3 separate regions of the Homo sapiens genome follow, and regions 1 and 2 are each linked to region 3. Evidence: read pairs that join two places in POLR2A ChIA-PET (ENCODE). Cell type or tissue: CD4-positive, alpha-beta T cell. All regions are shown on one strand.

Evidence for each region. Peaks named below come from ENCODE experiments on the same cell type or tissue, not always from the same donor. Only the 100,000 strongest peaks of a DNase experiment are listed, where the experiment ranks them.
Region 1: POLR2A ChIA-PET joins it to region 3 with 12 read pairs; 7 of 35 experiments call an interaction of 5 or more read pairs at or near these places.
Region 2: POLR2A ChIA-PET joins it to region 3 with 18 read pairs; 4 of 35 experiments call an interaction of 5 or more read pairs at or near these places.

What each region holds. Positions count from the first base shown.
Region 1 is chr13:48,258,961-48,266,960 of GRCh38, reverse strand. ITM2B (integral membrane protein 2B) reads right to left here. Exons shown (of 6, transcript NM_021999.5): 6 at 1-5,822. The coding sequence ends at 5,737. Among named protein-coding and RNA genes, the nearest start is that of ITM2B, 30 kb to the right of the region's middle. In CD4-positive, alpha-beta T cell, no CTCF peak of the experiment used is centred here; no DNase peak of the experiment used is centred here; H3K27ac peaks cover 956 bases.
Region 2 is chr13:48,182,897-48,190,896 of GRCh38, reverse strand. It overlaps LOC105370198 (a long non-coding RNA gene), which reads left to right. Exons shown (of 6, transcript XR_007063792.1): 2 at 7,721-8,000. Among named protein-coding and RNA genes, the nearest start is that of ITM2B, 46 kb to the left of the region's middle. RefSeq lists an enhancer at 4,282-4,511. In CD4-positive, alpha-beta T cell, no CTCF peak of the experiment used is centred here; DNase peaks (open chromatin) are centred at 4,416 and 5,006; H3K4me3 peaks cover 799 bases; H3K27ac peaks cover 2,434 bases.
Region 3 is chr13:48,123,102-48,131,101 of GRCh38, reverse strand. LOC105370198 (a long non-coding RNA gene) reads left to right here. Exons shown (of 6, transcript XR_007063792.1): 5 at 1,328-1,480. Among named protein-coding and RNA genes, the nearest start is that of MED4, 32 kb to the right of the region's middle. In CD4-positive, alpha-beta T cell, CTCF peaks have their summits at 3,827 and 4,028 (motif pointing left); a DNase peak (open chromatin) is centred at 4,021; H3K27ac peaks cover 674 bases.

The sequences.
Region 1 (8,000 bases), 140 kb before region 3:
GCCTTAAAAGAATGTTGGTATGTTTTAAATGTGGAAAACCATCTGGCCCAAAAATACTATCCTAGAAGAAGGTGGCATTATGGAAGAAGACATAATCTTGGCTTGAAACATTTGTGGATATATATACACTTCTGTCATATGAAAATCTTAATATGGCCCCCACAGAACATTTTACTTAAAATGAGGCTCTAACTTTGAACAACAAGCCCATCAAGATGAAATAGCCTCAAAGTATAACCCTTACTAGCTGAACTCCATTTCATGGAGTTAATCCATGAAATGTAGCTCATTCATTCAACAAACATTAATTTCCATCTGAATAATGAAGATTGTCTGCCCAAAAAAACCCCCTTTGGTTTTAGTGAAGTAGATACCGTATTTCCTTTTTTTCTAGCTATAGTTACCAGATGTTTATTCCTTCCTTCAGTGTCAAGAAAACCTATTATGTGCCAAATACTGAGGACACAGTATGAGCATTTTGCTAATAGTCTAGAGGAGGACTTCATGAAGACAGGTGATGAAGTATCATGAAAGGTATGAGAAATAGAGAGCTATGGTGGCATCTCTGAGGAAACTTTTAGTCTGAGATCTGAAAGATGAGTAAGAGTTAACTTTTCTTTGTGGAGGGCAGGGGGTAGAGTGGGGACAGAGACAACTGTTTCAGGCAGGGCTGCAAGCTTATATGAGGCCAAAACTAAAAGGCTAGGATGCAAACAGAGAAATGGTGAGAGAAGTCTAGTGAGGGCAGGATTTTAGGGCTTGAAAAAAGGATTTTCTCTTAAGTGCAGCAGGACACCATCACTGAATCTTATATTCAAGGCAACTCACTCAGACCCATGGGGATGAGATCTGAGGAGAAAGTCAGACAACTGGTTGGGAAATATAATACCCAGAATAAAAATGACAGTGGGCAAGACTAGGGTGGTACGGGAAGGAATCATTCATTCATTCAATAAATAAGAGCTGCAACTATGTGTCAGGTGCCCTACTAACGTATTGAGCAGTCTAGTGGTGGAAATCTATTAACCAAACAAGCAACAAGGACAAAATATAAAATATTAATTATATTCAAGTCACAAAAAAGAGACAGATGATGCTATGAGACTGAGAAACAAGAGAAGCCTTTCCTAATGGTTCAGGAAAATCTTCTCTTGAGGAAGGGTCACCTGAACTAAATTCTGAAGGTTGAGTGGAAGCTAACTGAAGGGTGTCGGGTGAGGAGATGGAAATAATCTTCAGGAAGTAAGAATAGCATTTACCAAGAAACAGTAAGTCAGGCAATGTGGTAGGACACTAGGAGCAAAGAGGGGTGTGATTAAGATGAAGCTGGAGAGTGGGTTGGGACTGGACTGTGCAGCATTAAGTATTTTGGTCTTTATCCTAAGAACCAGGGGAAGCCAGGAAAGTGTTTTAAGCTGGGGTGTGACAATGAAACCATCAAGTTCGTGTTTTGGAAAGATTGTTGTGGCTTACGGGTGGGTGTGGGGAAGCAGAGAGAACCACTAGAGCAGAACAGCAGGAAGCTGCTAGGAGGTGGAGGACACAGTGACTGTGAAGACTGTGGGGTTTCTGGCTTGGGTTTCTTAAATATCCTCCATTTGCGACGGGGATAAGACCACACTGTTTGGAAAGAAGAAGGCGTTTGCATCTGCTTAGTCACTAGGGCAAGAACTAGGTCATTTTGTGTCACACATTATTGTATCGCACGTTAAACTGTTGGGGAATGGGACTGAGGAAGGAGGATGGTAGAAGGGCGGGAACATTTACTTTTTACCTTCAAAAACTGTATTATTTGATATTTTTACAATGAAAATATAAACACAAATGCAAGCTTAAAAATCAGATACAGAAGTCCCATCAAATTATTTTAAGTGGGAGGAAGCTAGGATTATCTTGTTTTATACCACTTAGGTCTCAATTTTGACCCCTAAGCCCACTCCCACTCATCCTGCTTCTCAGAACCAATCTGCAATAGGTGGCTGGAAGATTAAAAGTGTGGAATCTACAACCCATACATGTGTGCTATCAGGAAATAATTTATGGCCTCAAAATTCAGTAAATATTTCAAAAAAAATCTTAAATTGTGCTTAATTTTTTCAGTAAGATAAAAGCCTAAAATGATCAATAGAGAGCTGAGACTAAATCATGCTTCTTCCTCAAAAAAGCATTAGCCACAAAGACTCAGAAAGAAGAACGCTAGCAATAACTTTGGACAAGATATTGAACGAACTGATGGCTGTGTAGCTTTGTGGAAATGAAGAAATGTTCTTTTTCTAAATAGATACACATGAAGTCCTTATCTAGGAACCTAAGTCCCAAAGAGTTAAACATGCAAAGATTAGTGTGCAATAGAGTAGGATTTATATAACTCTGGGCAACAAACTCTTTGCTAGGTGGAAGAGAAGATGTCTAGTAAACTACTAAATGTTCACTTAGCAGAATCTTAGAGATTCTGCCCATATTAATTCATAACCACATTCAAACATAGAATCTAGACCTTTTCTATTCAATAATCCATTTGCCTTTTCATTTGCATTATTAATCAGCCTTTAAGTTTTACACTCCTACTTCTATTATTCGAGATAAACAACATTTAGGACACTGTGTACATTTTTTTTTCTTGCTTCTCACTAATATGGGTGTGGAATCTAAAAAGGGATACAGGGAAAGCAGAAGTGAACAATTACACATTACAAAACAAGATCAGTGTTTGCTTGCTAACATATAGCAGTGATAGGTTTCAAAAAAGGCACTGTCAACAACTGTACAGAGCTGTATGAAGCATTTTCATGCCTATTATTTTAATTCTCAGCCACCTCTTAAGCCAGATTCTCCAGATTCTCACTCCTGCATCACAAAAGAGCAATCACGGCCAACAACTTGTCAAGATTTATATAGTCTCATCTTGACTTCTGTACTTTTTTTTTAAACCAATGCAATAGGGGCAGAATGTGTTGCAAAGCAGCAAACTAGAGCTATCTTAGATAAATAAATAAATACACACACACACACATATGATGGGGTGCATTATGGAACTTGCTATGGTTTGAATGTTTGTGTCCCCCCAGAATTCATGTTGAAATCCTTACCCCCAAGGTGACAGTATTAGGAAATGGGGCCTTTGAGAGGTGTTAGGTCATGAGAGTGGAACCCCCATGAATGGAACTAGTGTCCTTGTAAGAGGAACCCAGAGTCATCTGTGATATAAGGTCACAGAGAGAAGAGAGCTTTCTGTGAGGAAGGAGGACCTCATCAGACACTGAATCTGCAGGTGACTTGATCTTGAACTTTCCAGCTTCTGGAACTGTGAGAAACAAGCTTCTGTTGTTTAAAGCCACTCAGTCTATGGTATTTTGTTATAGTAGCCCGAATGGACTAAGACAGAACTCAAGAAGAGGGAAGGATAGCTGAGTCTCCCTGGAACCCACTGGGAGACCTGGCAGTCCTCTCTGCATGTCTGATTCTCTGTCATCTTCTCATCCACATCCCTCACCCTCTGGTTTTTCCATGCCACACCAAGACCACAGTTTCCAGCATGGCACAAGGGTTCAAAGGGCACATTATTCATTCAGCCCTAGAATGAATAATGAGCCTGAAATCTCAGTTGGAGTTCCAAAATTCCTGGGACATGACTAAGCTTAGGTGAGAGGGGTACTCTCTACTCAATTGACTCTAAAGGAAATTATCAGAATAGTACTGGAAATGAAGTAAAATCATGGGTACCATGTTAGACCAATCTGGCCAAATCAATGATTGCAAATGTTGTGAAGAATTATCAAATGTTTTACTAAGATGATTATACAAAAACCTTTAAAAATTCAAATGAAAGAATTACATTTAGTAAAGTGTAAGTTTGGGTCCCTGGGAGTCTGGAGGTTGCCTGCCATACTGGACTGTGATGAAAGCATATTCCTACTGCATGAAGCCAGTGAGATGTTGGGATTATTATTGCAGTTCAGCTACCCTGATACTGCATTACTACTATAATCAACAGGAAAACAAACTAATAAGCTCCTTCCAAAATGCAAAACTTCAATAGTGGCCCATGGTCTACAGAATGAAGTCCTCAAGATGACATACATGGTCTTCTTCCATGACCTAATCCCATGCACTTCACATTCTGAAAGTCTCATTGACTCTCCTAAATGTTTTCCAAAGAACCTAGACCTGTTTTTCTCCCTCACACTACTGATCCCAATGTATTGTAATGAGTTGTTTGCTGTCCCTCTCTTTTCCTAGATTGTGAGTCTCCACGACGGCAGTGGCTTTTTTTCTTCTTTGCAGATATATCTTCAACACAATATCATATGTTGGGCATATAAAAGATGCTGAATGAATAATGTGCTCCTAAATGTTCACAGCTCCCTGAAAATTCATGTAATTTTAGAGCCTGGAAAGTAGGAAAAACCAATTCTCATTTTATTGAAACATATTGTCTTCTAAAATTGTTAATTCCTGAATACCCAACTCACTGACTTAAAGTTCTGACAATATTACTGAAATGAAATGAAAAGCCATGAGTAAATAATATCCTTTTGAATTAGAATTGGTTTCTAGACTAAATCCTTTAAGAGTTGGAAGCTTTAAAAACTCTGACCTCCTAAAGTCAGAATTGAAATTTTTTGTCTTAGGAACTTGAGGTGAAATGAATCATAGGTATTTTATTAAATGGGGGTGGATTCTGAATTATTTCAGAGAGGAAGCAACCTTAGAAACATAAAAATCATCATTATTAACTCAAAATGTTCCACTTGTGAGGCGGGCATTCTCAGAGAAGCACAGTTATTTTACGTTCCTTGGAAACTTTAGGCTTTGATTGCCTTTCCATCAAAAATAAAAGCATTTTATATTAAACAACATCATTCAAGGTTGAGGCTTAAATGTTACTTTAATAGTATCCACAAAGAATCTGGTTTAGTTATTAAAATGACTTATTTTTATTTAAAGAAAAAATCTGTGATTTTACTCATTGTATATATAGAAGTGAATTTTTAAAAAATAGTTTCTTCTTTTATGTGGATTCTCTTAAGATTTGAAGAACCAAACTATTCTTTGGTTTTATTATACGGGAAAAACAACACGCAGTCTAGTTAAACAACTTTGTGATATTTATATTCCATTGCACAGATATGGGTTATACAAATTAGTAACACAAGTTATTTCTTAAATTCCAAACATTTTCTAAAATATTATTACAGCAGATGCCTAGGATATTAAAACATAAAGGTGGAAATCATTCTCTAAATAGTTAAATATATTTGACACTGAAAATACTGCACATTTTAATTAGAGGAAAATTAAAATGTGTGCTCAAATGCACTAACAAACTAGGTAGCAGGGCAACTAACAACTACAAATAAGTCACTGTGGTCCATTTTTACGTATGCATATATATGATTATTCTCTAGATAATCCGTCTTCTTGAAAATGCTAATAAAACATAAAAATCCAGATAAATGATTTAAAGAAATTGTAATTCTTCCTACTACCTAAGGTGACATGTACTATTATCTATGACTTCATACAGTTACTAATTCAAATATAAAAGACACCACACTTCGAAAGAAAAAAATTTTAAGGTAATGGTTTTAATTGAATTAATGAGATGAAAAGATAGTAAAGCCCTGTTTGCTACTTACATGAAAGAAGACTTTAAAAAATAATCACTGCACAAAATGTAAAGGGTGGGGTTATGCTGTGATATTAATTTTCCTCAATAATGTTTTTCTTGACTGTTCAAGAACAAATTAAAGTTTCCACGGCAAATTTGTTTTCAAAATGCCGAATTGCGAAACAATTGCTGGCTTCACGTTTCTGAATACCTGTTGGAGAGGGAAAAAAGTTTTTTAAAATTTTGATTCTTTAATAATAAATATTCACATCATTTTTATAGTTATTATTTAGACATATAGAAGTATTTCACTCTATATTCCACAAAAACTTCTACAGTTTGAATGTTTACACTGAAGAAAAGTAATTTTTCTCCCTTTTCTGAACCAAGTATTAATATCTTGACAGATCACAGCAACATTAATAATGCTATCCAGACTGCTTACAAATTCATGAACTTGAAGGTATTGAAAATGTTCTGTATCTTGACTATGGTGGTGCTTGCAAGACCTTGTGTATCTTTGTGGAAACTCAGAGTTGCACACTAAAAAGGGTAAATTTCATGGCACGTGTAAGGCTGACTTTAAAAAAAATTATGAACCAAGAGAATTTTAAAATGTAAGAAATCAACACAGCAATAAAAAAGAAATCATGTCCTTTGCAGCAGTATGGATACAGCTGGAGGCCATTATCATAAATGAATTAACACAGAAACAGAAAACCAAATACCTACCTTACAATGCTCTCACTTATAAATAGGAGCTAAACACTGGGAACTCACTGACATAAAGATGGGAATGATACATACTGAGGACTATAAGGAAGGGAGGGAGGGAGGGAGGAGGTAAGGGTTGAAAAACTACCTATTGGGGAACGCTTTTACACTGTTGGTGGGAGTGTAAATTAGTTCAACCATTGTGGAAGAGAGTGTGGCAATTCCTCAAGGATCTAGAACCAGAAATACCATTTGACCCAGCAATCCCATTACTGGGCATATACACAAAGGATTATAAATCATGCTGCTATAAAGACACATGCACATGTACGTTTACTGTGGCACTACTCACAATAGCAAACTTGGAACCAACCCAAATGTCCATCAAAGATAGACTGGATTAAGAAAATGTGGCACATATGCACCATGGAATTTTATGCAGCCATAAAAAAGGATGAGTTCATGTCCTTTGCAGGGACGTGGATGAAGCTGGAAACCATCATTCTCAGCAAACTATCACAAGATCAGAAAACCAAACACTGCATCTTCTCACTCATAAGTGGGAGGTGAACAATAAGAACACATGGACACAGAGAGGGGAACATCACACACTGGGGCCTGTCGGGAGGTGGGGGCCTAGGGGAGGGATAACATTAGGAGAAATACCTAATTTGGTGACAGGTTGATGGGTGCAGCAAACCACCATGGCACCTGTATACCTATGTAACAAACCTGCATATTGTACACATGTAACTCAGAACTTAAAGTATAATAAAAAAAAGAAAAGAAAAGAAAAACTACCTATTGGGTACTTTGCTCACTACCTGAGTGATGGGATCATCTGTACCCCAAACCTCACATCAGATAATATACCCTTTGTAACAAACCTGCACATGTACCCCTGAATCTAAAATAAAAGTTGGAAAAAAAAAAAAAAAAGAAATCAAGCTGGTTTCAGATGACTCAACCGCCGGAGATGAGAGAACAGTATTATTTAAAATGCTAGCAAAAAGCCAGGAAAGCACTTTTACTGGGTGACACAATTCCAAAGAAATCACACCACAGTGTATCTGAATGGCACTTCTTACTTTCCACAGCTGCCACATGTACTTTCTTTTTATTTTCACAATGCTCTTAAAAGGAAATGGGGAGATACTGTAATTCTTATATTTCAGGTGAGAAAATAAAAGTTAAATGATTTGGCAAAGCTACAACATTAGTTGTATCAATGCTCTTAGTTCTTCACCCAAATTCCTTTCCAACTACCCTGACAGTGATTATTCCCAATATGATCCAAAAGGCAAACAGCCTGCTTAGAATCCAGATCCCTGAAAACACAGCTGAAGAGCTGGTCCCAAGACACCCTCTGGATAATAAAAACCCTTTCAGTATGGCTCAACCAAAGTGGTAGGATGGGAAGTTGGACAGGGTGACTAACTAGATGGAAAATGAGGTACCATCATCTCAAGGCAATGACATTTCACATTGACCTTTTCTCTCCACCTGAAAAGAGTGGACTTACTAAATGGAATTAAGATAATTCTATAGAAACCTGGAAATATTATATAACGACACAATATTACCTCACTCATGGCAGGTATATTGGTAACAATGACTAGGCTTCACCTAAATCTAGTTTAATGCAATGAACTTTTCTGCCCAACACTTTAATATT
Region 2 (8,000 bases), 60 kb before region 3:
TGAAAGATGCATATGATATTATATATTTTATAGCCATTCAAATGCTTATGAATAATTTTTAATGATGTAGGGGAAATGTGACATAATGATAAGTGGTACACTATTATTTCCTCTGTGTTAAAATATGTATGTGTATAGAAAAAGACTGGGAAGTGTCAGAATGTAAAGTAGTTACATCTAAGTGGCAAGATCTGATGATTGTGTTTTCCTTCTTTATACTGCTATTTTTCACAATGTATGATCACTATTTTAAAAATCTGAATCTGAAGTTATTTTTTGACAAAGGAAGAAAATGTCCTTTGATTATTTTTGGTAATCATTAAATCCCTGTACTCCAGAGAAATGGGCCAAAACATTCAGCTAAGTTCAGCTATTCATTCAACAACATTCAATAAACATCTACTGTGTACTAGGCTCCACAAAATGTACTGGGAATTCAAGGGTAAAGAAGACGCCCAGACTCGTGCTGGCCCTCAGTGAGCTTAGTCTAGGGGAGTGCGCAGTAGATTAGTTTGCTAGGGGTGCCATAACAAAGTACTCCAGACTGAATAGCTTCAATCAACAGAAATTAATTTTCTCACAATTCCAGAGACTAGAAGTCCAAGGTGTTGGCAGGGTTGGTTTCTTCTGAGACCCGTCTCCTTGGCTGGTAAATGGCTGTCTTCTGGCTGTGTCTTTATATCACCTTCCCTCTCTGTGTGTCTGTGTCTAAATTTCCTCCTCTTATCAGGACACCAGTTATATTGGATTAGGGCCCCACCCTAATGATCTCATTTTAACTTAATTACCTCTGTAAAGACCCTATCTCTAAATATAGTCACAATCAAAGGGAGTTAGGACTTCAACATATAAGTTTTGGGGGGAACAACTCAACCCATAATATCTAGCAATTAAATAATTGCATCAGGCCGGGCTCCGGTGGCTGACACCTGTAATCCCAGCACTTTGGGAGGCCGAGGCGGGTGGATCACCTGAGGTTGGGAGCTCGAGACAAGCCTGACCAGCATGTAGAAACCCCATCTCTACTAAAAATACAAAATTAGCCAGGCGTGGTGGTGGGCACCCATAATCCCAGCTACTTGGGAGGCTGAGGCAGGAGAATCGCTTGAATCCAGGAGGCAGAGGTTACAGTGAGCCAAGATTGCACCATTGCACTCCAGCCTGGGCAACAAGAGCGAAACTCCATCTTAAAAAAAAAGAAAGAAAAGAAAAATTGCCTCAGAAAGAAGGGCTGGAAAAGCTGAGATTAAGACTAAATAGTATCCTTACACTCCTAGCACTACTGGTAATTTCTGCGGAATGGTGTGATTACTATTACTTCAGCATTTGCTTTTAGTCTTCTTCAGTGCATGGTTTGTAGCTTCTTTATTTAACAGCTTAGGAGTAATAAAACAAATTTCCATCTAGTTACAATAAAATGCAGCTGACATTTTAAATGTATCTTCTCTTCAGAGAGTCAGAGAATGAATATTTATTATTTGATGACTGATATTACAAAGTCATTATCTTATCTTTCAGAGTTCAGATTGGGGTGTGAATCAATACTTGCTAAGTGCCCAGATGAGTATATGGCATGACTTCCAAGAAGGGCTTGGCTGGTTCTAAGTCCCTAAAGCTGTTAACAGAGTTCTGGAGAATGAACTCTGCCCTGTCTAATAACTTCTCTGTGATTCGTTTTCAATACTTTTCAAAATTCAGAAGAATAGTTTTTTATGGAACCATGTATAAAATCTAACTAAATTCACAATCTACTTCCTATACACCTGTCATTTGGCATCAAATTCTTTATGGCATGTGGCAGACTACAAGTAAATTCATTAAAAATAAAACAGATTCTTTAGGCTGCATAGATCACAGTTGGAAAATACTTGTTATATTACATTCATATATACAAGTAATTGCCCGTCCATTTCAAGAGACAGAATTTTGCATAATCACTTCAGAAGCAGTAAAAAGATGGGGTAGTCTGGTGGTGAAGGGTCTGGGCTCCTGGGAGCAGCTCTACCACTCCCCACCTCCAGGAGGATGGTGAAAATGAAATAAGCAAACCCTCCTTTACAATAGAGCTCCCCGAGGAGCCCTTTACAATAGTTCCTGGGGCACAGTGACATGTGCAATATTCAAGAACATGTGCAATATTCAATTATTATACATTGCAGAGTTGATTTCCTGTCTTTGATGCATTCTTTCTCTCTTGCCTTTTTCCCACACTGTGTCCAGACTTAGCTCAGTTACCCAAGGGCTAGTTCAGAATCAACAGTGAATGCTCTATGACAACTTTGAGCCCTCTTGTTGATGACATTTTAATAAGGTAAACACCTGACCCCTTCACTCTTTGAAGTTCACCTTTTGGCTTGTTGGATACACACAGTTGCAGTGATTCCCTTTCTATGGCTGGCAAAATTAAAATTTGTAGAAGTTTGGAAGTATGTATTTTGGAGTTCTTTCATTAATGTGTAAGCACTTCTCATTCTCCTGAATTTCTCCAGGTCATCTGTGAATTCTTCCCTATAGCACAGTCCCACTTGCTGCTTGCTTCCTCTTAAAGTCATTGTGCTGGGGTTATAGGGCTTCATTTTTTCCAATCTCTATGGCTCCGTGGTTGCTCTTCCTAGTTCCAATGCCCTGTTCCTCTTCACCAGCAGTACTCCTCCTTTATTTCAAAATTGGACCCCAGTCCCCTAGGATCTTGCTGTTTTTATTCCTTTGCCTTGATGGTACTCATCTTCTGCATTATTTTAATTTGCCCTTATGAATTATTGCTTGAAAAATATGTTTCTTATTTGTGCCTTTTGTCTTATTTGTGCCTGTTAGATTGTATGCTCCTTGGCAATACAGCACAAGTCCTTGAACTATTTTGTACATGATCCTACTATTTGAGGATATACACTAAATATCACTTATTGCTTACACTGGCCTTTTTATTGCTTTTTCTCCCAGTTACTCTCCTCTACCTTTTAATCTGGCTTTTCTAGCTGGTATCCTTTTGTTAACATAGACCATCTAGAATGTTTTCTATCCTCTTTTATCTTGTATCCTCAAATATCTTCTGACACTTATTTTAGTTTTCTTTGTTGCCCAATCTATTTACATGTTATACCAGTTAAATTAAAGAGAAAAATGTTTCCCACAGCATACAAAGGGAAAAAAATAGGTGAAGTGCCCCACTGAGCGAAACTGTGAGCCCTTCCTCTTTGTGGTCCCCCTCCCCCAGTATTCTTTAATCACACCATCTCGTGTTATCTTTCACTTATTTTTCTCTTTTTATTGGATTGTAAGACTATGTCTTATTAGTTTTATGAATCTCTAGCACTTGGCCCATTGCCTGGAACATAGTAAGTGTTTAACAAACTTTTTGTTGAAGAAATGAAAGATTTAGTAAAGAGATTCACCCATGAAAATGTGGTAGTTATAATAGGCTCCTTTGTTTTCTAAGAATCTGGCTTGAGACTAATGTTGTAAAGGGTAAGCACTGGATCATACCACTACGTTAATACCCCTGCTCTTCCACTTGCTGGTTAGCAACAGAGGGTAAATTACCTCTCTGAGACTAGACACATCATATACAAACTTTCATAGGGTTGCTTTGAGAATTTTACTATTTAGATCAGTACTCAGTATATAGCAAGCACTTAAGAAACTTAGCTACAGCTATTATTAAAAATGACATTGGCCGGGCACAATGGCTCATGCTGTAATCCCAGCACTTTGGGAGGCCGAGGCAGGTGGATCGCTTGAGCCCAGGAGTTCAAGACCAGCCTGGGCAACATGGCAAAACCCCATCTCTACAAAAAATGCAAAAACTAGCCAGATGTTGTGCCATATACCTGCAGTCCTGGCTACTGGGGAGGCTTAGGTGTGAGGATTGCTTGAGCCTGGGAAGTTGAGGCTGCAGTGAGCCATGATCATGCCACTACACTCCAGCTTGGGTGACAGAGCGAGACCTTGTCTCAAAATAAATAAATAAATAAATAAATAAATAAATAAATAAATAAAGATATTAATATATCAATACTTACTTATTCAAGGAGACCAGGCAAATAACTGTCACATCATTAACACCACTTGCATTTACTGAGTGCCCAATTATCCAAAGACCATGGAAAATTCACCATCAGCATTAGACCTAGGTGTGGTGACAGGAAGAGAGAGTTTTTATCCATGTGGATAACCAGCAATGTCAACATTTAGAATTATTTGCATTAATTAGACTTTTCATTTTTAAAAAATTGTGGTAAAATATGCATAACATGGAGTTTGTCATTTAACCATTTTTAAGTATACAGTTCAATGGCATTAAGTACGTTTGCATTGTTGTGCAACCAACACCACTATACATTTCTAGAACTCTTTTCTTCCTGCAAAACTGAAACTCTGTACCTATTAAATAACAATTCCCCATCCCCCCTTCACCCAGCAGCCCCTGGAAACCACATCCTACTTGCTCTGTGAGTTTGACTACTCTAGGTAGCTCCTGTAGCTGAAATCATATAGTATTTGTCCTTTTGTGTCTGGCTTATTTCACCTAGTGTAATGTCTGCAAGGTTCATCTATGTTTGTAGCATGTGACAGAATTTTCTTCCTTTTTAAGGCTGAATTAAGTTTTAAATTTTAGTGGTTGTAAAATATTCCCTTTCTTTTGGTTTTTGTTTGTTTTTTGTTTTTGAGACGGAGTCTCACTCTGTCGCCCAGACTGGAGTGCAGTGGCACCATCTCAGCTCACTGCAAACTTTGCCTCCCGGTTTCAAGTGATTCTCCCTGCCTCGGCTTCCCGAGTAGCTGGGAATCTCCCTGCCTCAGCCTCCCAAGTAGCTGGGATTACAGACACCTGTCAGCACACCTGGCTAATTTATATATATATATTTTTTTAGTGGAGACGGGGTTTCACCATGTTGGCTAGGCTGGTCTTGAACTCCTGACCTCAGGTGATCCACTCTACTCGGCCTCCCGAAGTGCTGGGATTATAGGCCTGAGCCACTGCACCTGGCCCAGTTTATATTGTTGTGTGTTTAGGTGGTTCCCCATTTTTAGCAACCGCAGCTAATGAAAATCGGGCTCTTTCAGTGTAAGTATTTCTTTTTTTTTTTTTTTTTTTTTTTTTTGAGATGGAGTCTCTCGCTCTGTCACCCAGGCTAGAGTGCTGGACTGTAGTGGCACAATCTCGGCTCACTGAAAGCTCCGCCTCCTGGGTTCACGCCGTTCTCCTGCCTCAGCCTCCCGAGTAGCTGGGACTACAGGCACCCGCCACCATGCCCAGCTAATTTTTGTATTTTTAGCAGATACGGGTTTTCACCATGTTAGCCAGGATGGTCTTGATCTCCTGACCTCATGATCTGCCTGCCTCGGCCTCCCAAAGTGCTGGGATTACAGGCGTGAGCCACCGCGCCCGGCCCATCAGTGTAAGTATTTTGAGGCCTCAAATAATAATGGAAGATTGAAAGAGAAAAGACAAGTCTGGTGCCCAGAAAATCTCATTAAAAGCACATCTTTTTGCTTTTATCAGAAACATTTATCCTGTATTTTAAGATGCATTTAATTAAGATTTTGTTTAAGACATAAGGAAAAAGGTTTGCTCAAATGTGTAGCTTTGTTGTTGTTCATCCACAGTGATTACCACATCATCTTGGTCAGTGTATTCACTGACCATAAAAGCAGAAAACTGTGCATTTCCTTGATAATATTAGTAATGAGTTGGCAAGTGATCTCTGAGCCCTGGGATGGGGTGAAAGATGAAATGGAAGATGTTCTAACCTGCCAAGACTTGAGTTAAAGCCTTTTAAACTGTTTCTTTTCCAATAATTGCTAAGATTATTAAATTGCAAAACTGGATAAGGAAGCTTGTGGCATGTATTTTGTTTCAGACAGTAAGCTACTAAAGAGCAAAACAGTGAAACATCAGAGAAGCAAAGAACAAAATTACATATAACAATCTTGATAATTTAAAATGTATTTTTCAATATAGATGAGAACTCTGATAACAAGCTAAAAACTTCGTGGGTATAGACGTTCCCCTTTTCTTCAAGGGAAGGAAATTTTAAATTGGACTTATTTTATTATCCCAGGTGGAAGAAACATTTTTGCATTCATTATTTATACCCTGCCTAGTACAAAAATTATTTGAGGCAATTTGAGAGACTGTTAAAGAATGCAATTGAAGAAATCTGAGTAGAATTTCCCCAGCTTGTCTTGTATAGTTCAGGCACTGACCTTTTATCTGAAAATACTAACAGAAACCTTAAAAAAGAACATAAACTTTGATGACTGGAGGGAAATAGTTTAGCAGCTTCTTGCATGGCAGTGGCTAGGTCTTGTCTACCGAGGGCTGGTCAGTTCCGTTTTCTCTTGTAATTAGGAGTTTCTTGGCCTGTAAATAAAGTAACCATATGTTCTAGATTTTCTGGGGCAGCCCCAATTAAAAATATTCTTTCCTGTTGTTAGACCATGTGTCAGACCATATGTACTGATATTTTTATGAAAAATGTGGTCAGCTTACTCAAAATTGTCAGTATTTCCCTAACGGGCCTTTTCTTCAAGGTACCCAGACACCTCTGTGTGGGTTGGGGTTCACGTCCCACCCATTCTGTGAGAATCAGCTGATGTCTTTGCATTTTTGTAAAGCCTGACCTGCTTTCTTCCACAAACCTTCCTTCTCCCATCTCCCACTCCACCTATGGAGTGCCGCACTCTGCCTAGCATTTCATTATACACCATCTTTTATTGTTATGTGTGGTTAATTTCATCTCCTCAACAATATTGCAGTCTGGAGGAAAGGAATATCACCTAAGTTTCTCCCACAACTTCCATGGGGCCTCACTGGGGGCTAGGCATATGGCAGTTCCTGTTTTAAAATCAAAAAATAAAAAGATTGATTAATTTGTTTGTGTCATTCAGGGCAGGGACCCTTTTAGTCTCTATCACAACCCTGCATTGAACTTGTAAATATTTTACTATTGGTTAAAACCCTTACCACAGCACCAGATTTCTATTCTAATTCTAAGCATTTGATTTTATAAACACACACACACACACACACACACACACACACACACACACACACACGGACTTCAGAAAGTTCATGGAAAAATTGAATTAAAATACATAAATAAAAAATGCAAACTTTATTTCTCAACATAAGTGCCATCAAGGTCAACATGTTTTTGTAAGTGATGATACCAGCCACTTAGTCCATTCCTAAAGAACTGAGGGTCCTGGGAATTTACCCATATCAATGCAATCCTTTTTATATTATTAACTGAAGAAAAATGGGTACCCTTTATAGATTTTTAAGATTAGAAACCAAAAAGAAGTCAGAAGGAGCCAAATCAGGACTGTAAGGTAGATGCCTAATAATTTTACCTCAAAACTCTCCCAAAATTGCCCTCATTTGACATGGGCAGGAGTGTTGTCAGAGTGGAGAAGGACTCTCTGGTGAAGCCCTCCCAGGCATTTTCTGTTAAAGCTTTGGCTGACTTTCTCAAAATGTAATCATAATAAGCAGAAGTTATCAGTCTCTGGTCCTCAAGAAAGTCTCCAGAAAGTTTTTTGGGATGCTTAAGCAAAATGCCTTGAGCATCCCAAAAAACTGTTGCCATGACTTTTAATCTTAACCAACCCACTTTTGCTTTGACTGCACCACTTCCACCTCTTGGTAACCATTTCTTTGATTGTGCATTGTCTTCAGAATTACACTGATAAAGCCATGTTTCATCTCTTGTTACAGTTCTTCAAAGAAATGCTTCAGGATCTTGATCCTACTTGTGTAAAATTTCCATTGTCTGCAGCTGATCTGGCCTCAACAGTTTTGGCATCCATCAAATGGAAAGTTTGCTCAACTTTAATTTTTCAGTCATAACTGTGTAAGCTGAACCAAGTGAGATGCCTATTGTGTTGGCTTCTGTTTGTGCTGTTACACCAGTCCTCTTCATTTGGGGCATGGACAAGATGAGTTTTTTCCTCACAGATTGATGTGGATGGTCTGCCATGGTGAGCTTTATCTTAAA
Region 3 (8,000 bases):
CTGAAGCATAATCAGAAACAATGAACTAAAGTAATATGAAAATTGAAAGGTGTCTTTGAGATTGCTTGGTGCAACCCTTTCATTTTAAAGATAAGGCAGCAGAGGCCCAGACAACTTTGAGCTTAATGACATGTTACCTATATTTATCTCAAGTTATCATGCCATGAATAAAAGAGCTACTCAGCCCTCTTTATTAATTTTATTTGATTACTTCATTAGTTAGTATGTTAGTTTTGCTTATTCTTAAAAAAAGTGTAAGTGTAAAAAAGTAGGGGAAAAATCACCCTAAATCTCTCTGCTTAGGTATATTCACTGTTAAAAGGCAGCAGGACCATCACAAAGCTTTGTTGTCAGTCAGTACCAGATAGAACCCCATGAGCTCCACCACTGATTGGCTGTGTGATCATGGTCTAGTTACTTAAACTTTCTGAGCTTCAGTTTCTTTATATGTAAAAGAGAGATGACAATATTCGTCTCATTGTGAAGATTAAAGTATATCACACAGGTAAAGCATTCAGGTCAGTGATTGGCACTGTTGTATTTAATTAATGTTAGCAATTATTAGTATTACAGTTGTGATAATACTCTATAAATTTTTGTATCACGCTTTTTTCACTTATTATATATATTTTCCCAGTTTACCAATGAATCTTTATTAATGTACATTTTTATGTCATGAACATCTTTTTTTTTATTTGATATGGAGCCTCGCTCTGTCGCCCAGGCTGGAGTGCAGTCATACAATCTCAGCTCACTGCAACCTCTGTCTCCTGGGCTCAAGCGATTCCTCTGCCTCAGCCTCCCGAGTAGCTGGGACTACAGACGCCTGCTATCACGCCCGGCTAATTTTTGTATTTTTTGGTAGAGATGGGGTTTCACCATGTTGACCAGGCTGGTCTCCAACTCCTGATCTCAGGTGACCTGCCCTCCTCAGCCTCCCAAAGTGCTGGTATTACAGGCATGAGCCACTGCGCCTGGCCCATGGACATCTTTATAGAGCAAAAAAAGATTATTTTCTACTCTAAACCCAAGGTTACATATACGCTTTCCCCAATAAGCTGAATCAGCAGCTCTCAACAAAGGAAAAAGGAAACAAGGGTTAATTCAGAAGAACTATTTTGAAATAAACAACTGGATTTACAAGGGTGGGCATGAACATGCTTTGATGCATGCATTTAAAGAGTAAAGGATATAGAATAATTGATGGCTATCCTGGCAGATCAAAGCATCTCAAGAGCATTGCAGGCTGTGGAGTTAAACCGTTTGCACTTTTCCTGCATTTAGTGTGTGTATTTTGTGAGCATACTAATAATTTGTCCTTACACAGGACCTTTCATCTAGGGAGGAGCTGAAAGCCCTTTGAAGATGTTAATAAGAAAGAGACCTGCTAATTAAGATTGCTTAAAAATAAAAACTCATCTTCCAGTATGTTTACATGATTGCTGGGAAGGTTCTGACTCAAAGAGATTTGCTATCACAGGTGAGTTGTTTCATATGTTTTCTTTCAAAATCATACTGTTAGATTCCATGTACTGATAAAATGGCTTTCTCTAGACAGTCACACCAGATATAACAATACTAATTCAACAATTTATGGCATACTTGATTTGGAGATCAGACATTTACCCAGAACATTTTGGGACAGAGCAAGGAGCGGTGCCATGTTGAATATTTGTAATGAGTTTTAAGATTATCAGACAAAGCTGTAGACTAAACTCAGTGAAACAAGTTTAGAAGAAGACAAAGCAAGAGCCGAGCACAGTGGCATGTGCCTGTCATCTCACAGGAGGCTGAGGCAGGGATCGCTTGAGCCCAGGAGTTTGAGACTAGCCTGGGCAACATAGTGAGACCTCCATCTCAAAAAAAAGAAAAAAGAAGGACAAATCATTCCCAGATCTTTATGAAATTATTTTTAGAGGAAATTCAAATAGCAAAAACTGTAGAGCTCCTTGCCTCAGTGCATGGTGAACAGGATGACTTTGTTAAGAGTACAAGCTTCCACCTCAACTGCCCCACATCAAACAGACTAAAGCAAATCCCTACAGAGATGAAGTCAATTCAGTGAAATCTTCCCTAATTCCAACTGTCAGAATTGGTAGCACCTAACTTTCTACTCCCTGGGCAGATATGTTATAATTAATCCAACTATTTAGTATGTAAATCATTTTTCTTACATTTTATATATATATATATATATATATATATATATATATATATATTTTTTTTTTTTTTTTTTTTTTTTTTTTTTTTTTTTTTTTTTTTTTGAGACTGGTCTTGCTCTGTCGCCTAGGCTGGAGTGCAGTGGCTCAATCTCGGCTCACTGCAACCTCTGTCTCCTGGGTTCAAGTGATTCTCCTGCCTCAGCCTCCCAAGTAGCTGGGATTACAGGCATGTGTCACAACGCCCAGCTAATTTTTGTATTTTTAGTAGAGACAGGGTTTTGCCATGTTGGCCAGGCTGGTGTCAAACTCCTGATCAAGTGATCTGCCTGCCTTGGCCTCCCAAAGTGCTGGGATTACAGGCGTTAGCCACTGCACCTTGCAATGTCAATTTTTTTTAATAGTTCTCCCATACAAAAGAGTAAACTCCAAGATGGCAGGAAACATATTTTATTCATCCTAATATCCCGTAGAGGGCTTAGCACAATGTCTGATCCTTAACACAACACATCCATTAATAACCACATCTTTTAATTAAGAATTTTATTATAGCATTCTTGTAATAGAAAAAGAAACTGGGACTAGCACAAATGTTCGTCAGTAGGGCACTGGCTTAGTAAAGTTATGGACCATCCATACAATGGAATATTGTGTCACTATAAGAAAGAATGGATCTGATTTGGAAAAGTCGGCTTCATTAAATTGAAATGAAGTTTCATTTCAATTAAATAAAAAACTTACACAAAAGAATATATATCATATATAATATATTATATGATATATATTATATATAATATGATATATATTTTTTATATATATATCTTTTTGGCAAAAACCAAACCAAACCAAATGGGTGATTAATAGATGCATAGAATGAATAGATGGAGAGCCAGACAGATAGACTGATCCATTTTGCAGAAATAATGCATGGGAAAAAGGAAACCCCGAAAAATATAAGCAAATTCTCAACTGTGAGTATTTCTGGTAAGTGGGGCTGAGGAGAGTGGGCTGGTCATGAGAGGACAGTCCTTTGATTTTTACTTTAGCCTCTGTATTGTTGGTTTTAGCAATGAGCAAGTATTACTTTTGGGCATTAAAAGGGGAAATAATGTATTGACTCAAAGTTTGAATTTGTTGAACTTGCTTCAGTTGAGCAGGTGACCTAATATCCCATATTTCTTAGCTTCACAGCCTTTCTCCCTGACAGAGCTTCTGGCACTAAGCTGACAGAGGGGACAAAGTCTTCCTTTTTCAAGAGTAAGCATTTGGCTGGGTTCAGACGGACTCCCTTGGGCATCTCCCTGGGGCACCTCTCCAAGGCCTTGCTTTCTAAACTTGGTTATACTAATGGGCTGGGACAGATTCCCTGGCTGACTCTGGAAGCTGTCAAAATCTCTCTGGTAATTTTCCTAGGCTTTTCTGGTCTTTAATGAGGCATCAACCTTTTTCAGTTGTAAATCAGCTTAGATCAAAATTCAAGCAGGAGACTTTTCTACCCCTCAGACCCTTTCGATGTTTGCTTTCTAACTGCTGAGTTCTTGCTTACTTGAAACTCCTGCTCCCCGGGGATAATCAGAAATAGCTACCTGCACTAACTTCTTAAGTCATCATTCTCCTGTTTTGATCAGCAGGAGGGGTGTAATCTGTTTTCGACAGTTCATGTAGATTGGCTTGCTGCCAGCATGATTCTCTCAACTGAAGGAAAACTCAACAGTCTCTAAAATGGAAGGGCAAGAGGGAATTTGTGTGAATGATGTAAGTTAATCCCATTTCCTGGGATCTGGCCTGGCCCATTTTTAGTGGGGCTGGTTTAGGGTTAGTTTGTGATTACATAAACTCATCAACATTCCGGAAGAGGAAAGAACACCCCCTGGTGGTAAAATTATATCTCTGCACCACATCCCCTAAATTTCAACTCCCAGCCAAGTTACCTACTTACACTTGTACCAGGGTACACAGGAGCATTCTTGGTCACAGAAGTCTGTATAAACTAACTCAGTTTTATTCCTGCATTACATACAGAGAAACAAGCATTAGAATTTCCAATATTCCTATTATGCTTTTTTGTTCAGAATTACTGTGTTATACATTACACATATTAAAATCCTTAGCTTTATCATTTTATTATGGAAAAAAAATCCCCATTACTACACAAACTCTATAGCCCTAATTAGTTTTGTGCATGACATTATTAATGATGTTGTTATTGTTATGCTTATTTCAGGCCCATTTCATTTTTTCAAATGTGTCTGTTCTGTGAAATGCACACAATATAAAATATGTGGCTGGGTGCGGTGGCTCACGCCTGTAATCCCAGCACATTGGGAGGTCGAGGCGGGTGGATCATGAGGTCAGGAGTTCGAGACCAGCCTGGCCAACATGGCGAAGCCCCGTCTCTACTAAAAATATAAAAATTAGCCGGGCATGGTGGAGGGAGCCTGTAATCCCAGCTGCTTGGGAGGCTGAGGCAGGAGAACAGCTTGAACCCAGGAGACGGAGGTTGCAGTGAGCCGACATCGTGCCATTGCACTCCAGCCTGGGTGACAAGAGCAAGACTCAGTCTCAAAAAAAAAAAAAAAAAAGTGATGTATATTTTTGATGCTCCTAATGTACTACTTCGTTCTTCTACATGCTACAATATCCAAAATGTATTCATAGTCATACAGTCCAGTCTTCTTTTTCGTCTATTTGCACACATTCTCAGGGTTGAGTTGATTTCAAAGAACATTATCAAAACAGATGCTCCAGCGCTGTAATTAGCAGGCCTCGTGTGGAATGTTCCGCATAAGTCAGAGTTCCTGTGGATCCTGGACATTTGCCTTCCTGAGGCTCTGCCTTTGACTTTCCTTTTGGAATAATGCCATAAAGGTCACTGTTTCCAGTTCAGAATATTCCCTTTCGTTTCTGTTTGTGAGAACTATGTTTAAGCTTTTTCCCTTCACCAGTTGTCCTAATGGGCCTGGCATTGCTTCTGAAGTGGAGAGAGTTTAATAAACCCAGGACTCCTGCTTAGTCCCTGGGCATTTTTGCCTGCTCCTCGGCTTGTTATAGGAGAGTGGAATGTCCTTGGAGAGGCCGAGGCACTGGAATTTGAAGTGAAAGAAAGTAAAGAGGGCTCTGTTCATGACTTAAAACGTTATTTCCTTCTTGTCAAGATGCTTACTGGCCACCTGGTAGGGTGACCCACCTTTCTGGTTTGCCTGAGGGGTTGCCTAGGACTTTCAGTGTTAAACCCAAGATAGAAGGCCTTGGGAGGATTGCTCAAGGCTAGGTGTTCAAGACCAGCCTGGGCAAAACTTAGCAACACCTTGTCTCTACAAAAAAAAAAAACAAAAAAAAAACAACAACAAAAAAAAAACAAACAAACACAAGAAAATCCCAAGTGAAGCAGACCACGTAAAGCACACCAATGGGGCTCGCACTGTGTGAACCAGTTCCTTGCTCTTCTCATTCTCTTCAGTTAGTTCTTCATCTCTCTACCCATATCTGCCAGGTGCTCTTTCTTTTCTTTTCTTTTCTTTTTTTTTTTTTGAGATGGAGTCTCACTCTGTCACCCAGGCTGGAGTGCAGTGGCATGGTCTCAGCTCACTGCAACATCTGCCTCCCGGGTTCAAGCAATTCTCCTGCCTCAGCCTCCTGAGTAGCTGGGATTACAGGCGCCTGGTACCACGCCCGACTAATTTTTTGTATTTTTAGTAGACATGGGGTTTCACTGTGTTGGCCAGGCTGGTCTTGAACTCCTGACTTCGTGATCCACCTGCCTCGGCCTCCCAAATCGCTGGGATTACAGGCATGAGCCACGGTGCCTAGCCCACGTGCTGTTTCTTATGCCTCCTAACAAAATCCATGATGTTTGAAAATGATTACACATTAGGGATTTACTACATTTCAAAAGTAACAAAGGAAAACTTTTTTTTTTTTAATGGGTGTGTGTGTGTGTGTTTGTGAGTGATGGAATCTCGCTCTGTCACCCAGGCTGGAGTAAAGTGGTGTGATCTTGGCTCACTGCAACCTCTGCCTCTCAGGTTCAAGTGATTCTCGTGTCTCAGCCTCCCGAGTAGCTGGGATTACAGGTGCCCACCACTATGCCTGGCTAATTTTTTGTACTTTTGGTAGAGATGGGGTTTCATCATGTTGGCCAGGCTGGCCTTGAACTCCTGACCTCTTGTGATCCACCCACCTCGGCCTCCCAAAATGCTGGGATTACAGGCCTGAGCATTCGCGCCTGGCCCAACTTCTTCATTTGAGTTTACAAATCACACAAACATGAACTTGACAATGGTGCACCTAAACCACTATACTATAATAACTTGTCATTGTTTGTAGGCGTATGTAGTGAAGGTTGACTATTCCGTGTAAGGTCCAGTGGTAAGGAGAGGAGCTGAGTGGACAAGCAGATAAATGCCACCACACTTGCCAAGTGAGTGCTGTAGGAGGCCCAAGAACAGAGAGATTACTGTGGGCTGGGACAACTGGGAGAGGCTTAATACAGGCAGTGGGATGTGGAGAAGACTGCAGAGGAATCAGAAGAAAGGTGGGCTTCAGTGAGAAGAGACACTATTCCAAGCAGAGGAAACAGCTGCCTGCAGGACCAGGAATGCCTGAATAGAAGCTGCAGTGGCTGGTTTCCCTGAAGCTAAATTTTCAAATGCGTGATCAGTTTGAAGAGGGTGTGTGTAGGACAATTTCTGTATTTCTGTATTGTTGTTTCTGCATTTATTACAGGCAAAAATAAACACAACCTTACCAAACGGGAGCATTTTTTTCTCCTCCTGGCTCTTTGCCACCTTTTGTAGTGTTAGGCCTGGTCTCCCTAAAGAATTATCCGACTGTTTCAGTAAATATTTGGGGTGCAAAGAACTGGAGTATTGTCAAAACTTTTTGTGCCAACCCCGCCCTTCCTTCCATTGAGTCCAGTGCAGGGTGGGGCAGCCCTTGTAGTTCGAGTGAGGAAGCCATCCTTCAGCCCCATGTAAACAAGCGCTGGCATGCTCAGAGCACCAGCCCTGGTACTCATGTCCTCAGCAAATGCGATGCACGTTTCTACGTGAAATGCAATTTTCAATGACTACTGGCTTCCTTACACTTCACATCTCAATAATAGGCCTTCAAAGACCTTATCATAGATTGGACATAGCAAAATATCATAGCACGATTTCACCTAAATAGCCTTTTCCTTACATGAATTCTGCTGTTTCTTAGAGAAAGGAACCTCTTTCAATCCAGTCAAAGACAGGGTGAAGATGTGCCTTGTAAACTAGATACCCACTGTTACAAATGGCACCAAGGAAGAGAGAGTAAAAATAGAAAGTGCCTCTAGGGAGGTTTGAGAGAAGGGACACCAGGAAGGTTCGTATAATTCCACACCAGCTTTTTACCTGAAAATTCCTTCCACATAAAGATGAAGCTTTCAGATACTCTTGGAAGATTATGTCTTGCCTTACACACCAAGAGTCTACATCAATATTTTCTCCTTGGTGAGGAATAGAGGGGCCTCTGGTGCTTAAAGAGAAGAGACCGCAGATATGAGAAAACACTGCCAAAAAAGGAGACTCAGGATCTGAAAACCAAATCTCTTATATCCAAATTTTGCTAAAACTCACCATAGCTTTTATTTGAAATTGTGTGCATCATGGCAGCACTCTGAAAATCTGTCTTTTGTTTTCCTTGTTTTGTATTCGTGGTTCCTTCATACTGTATGGTGTTGACCACCTACTGCTTTCGGTTAGTTATTCAGTTTCCCTCCCCCTCTCTCAAACTCTTTTTTTATAAACTATTTTCATCTACCCTATTTCTGATCCTGAACATCCACCTTGGTTCCTACTGGCCGTGTTTATTTAT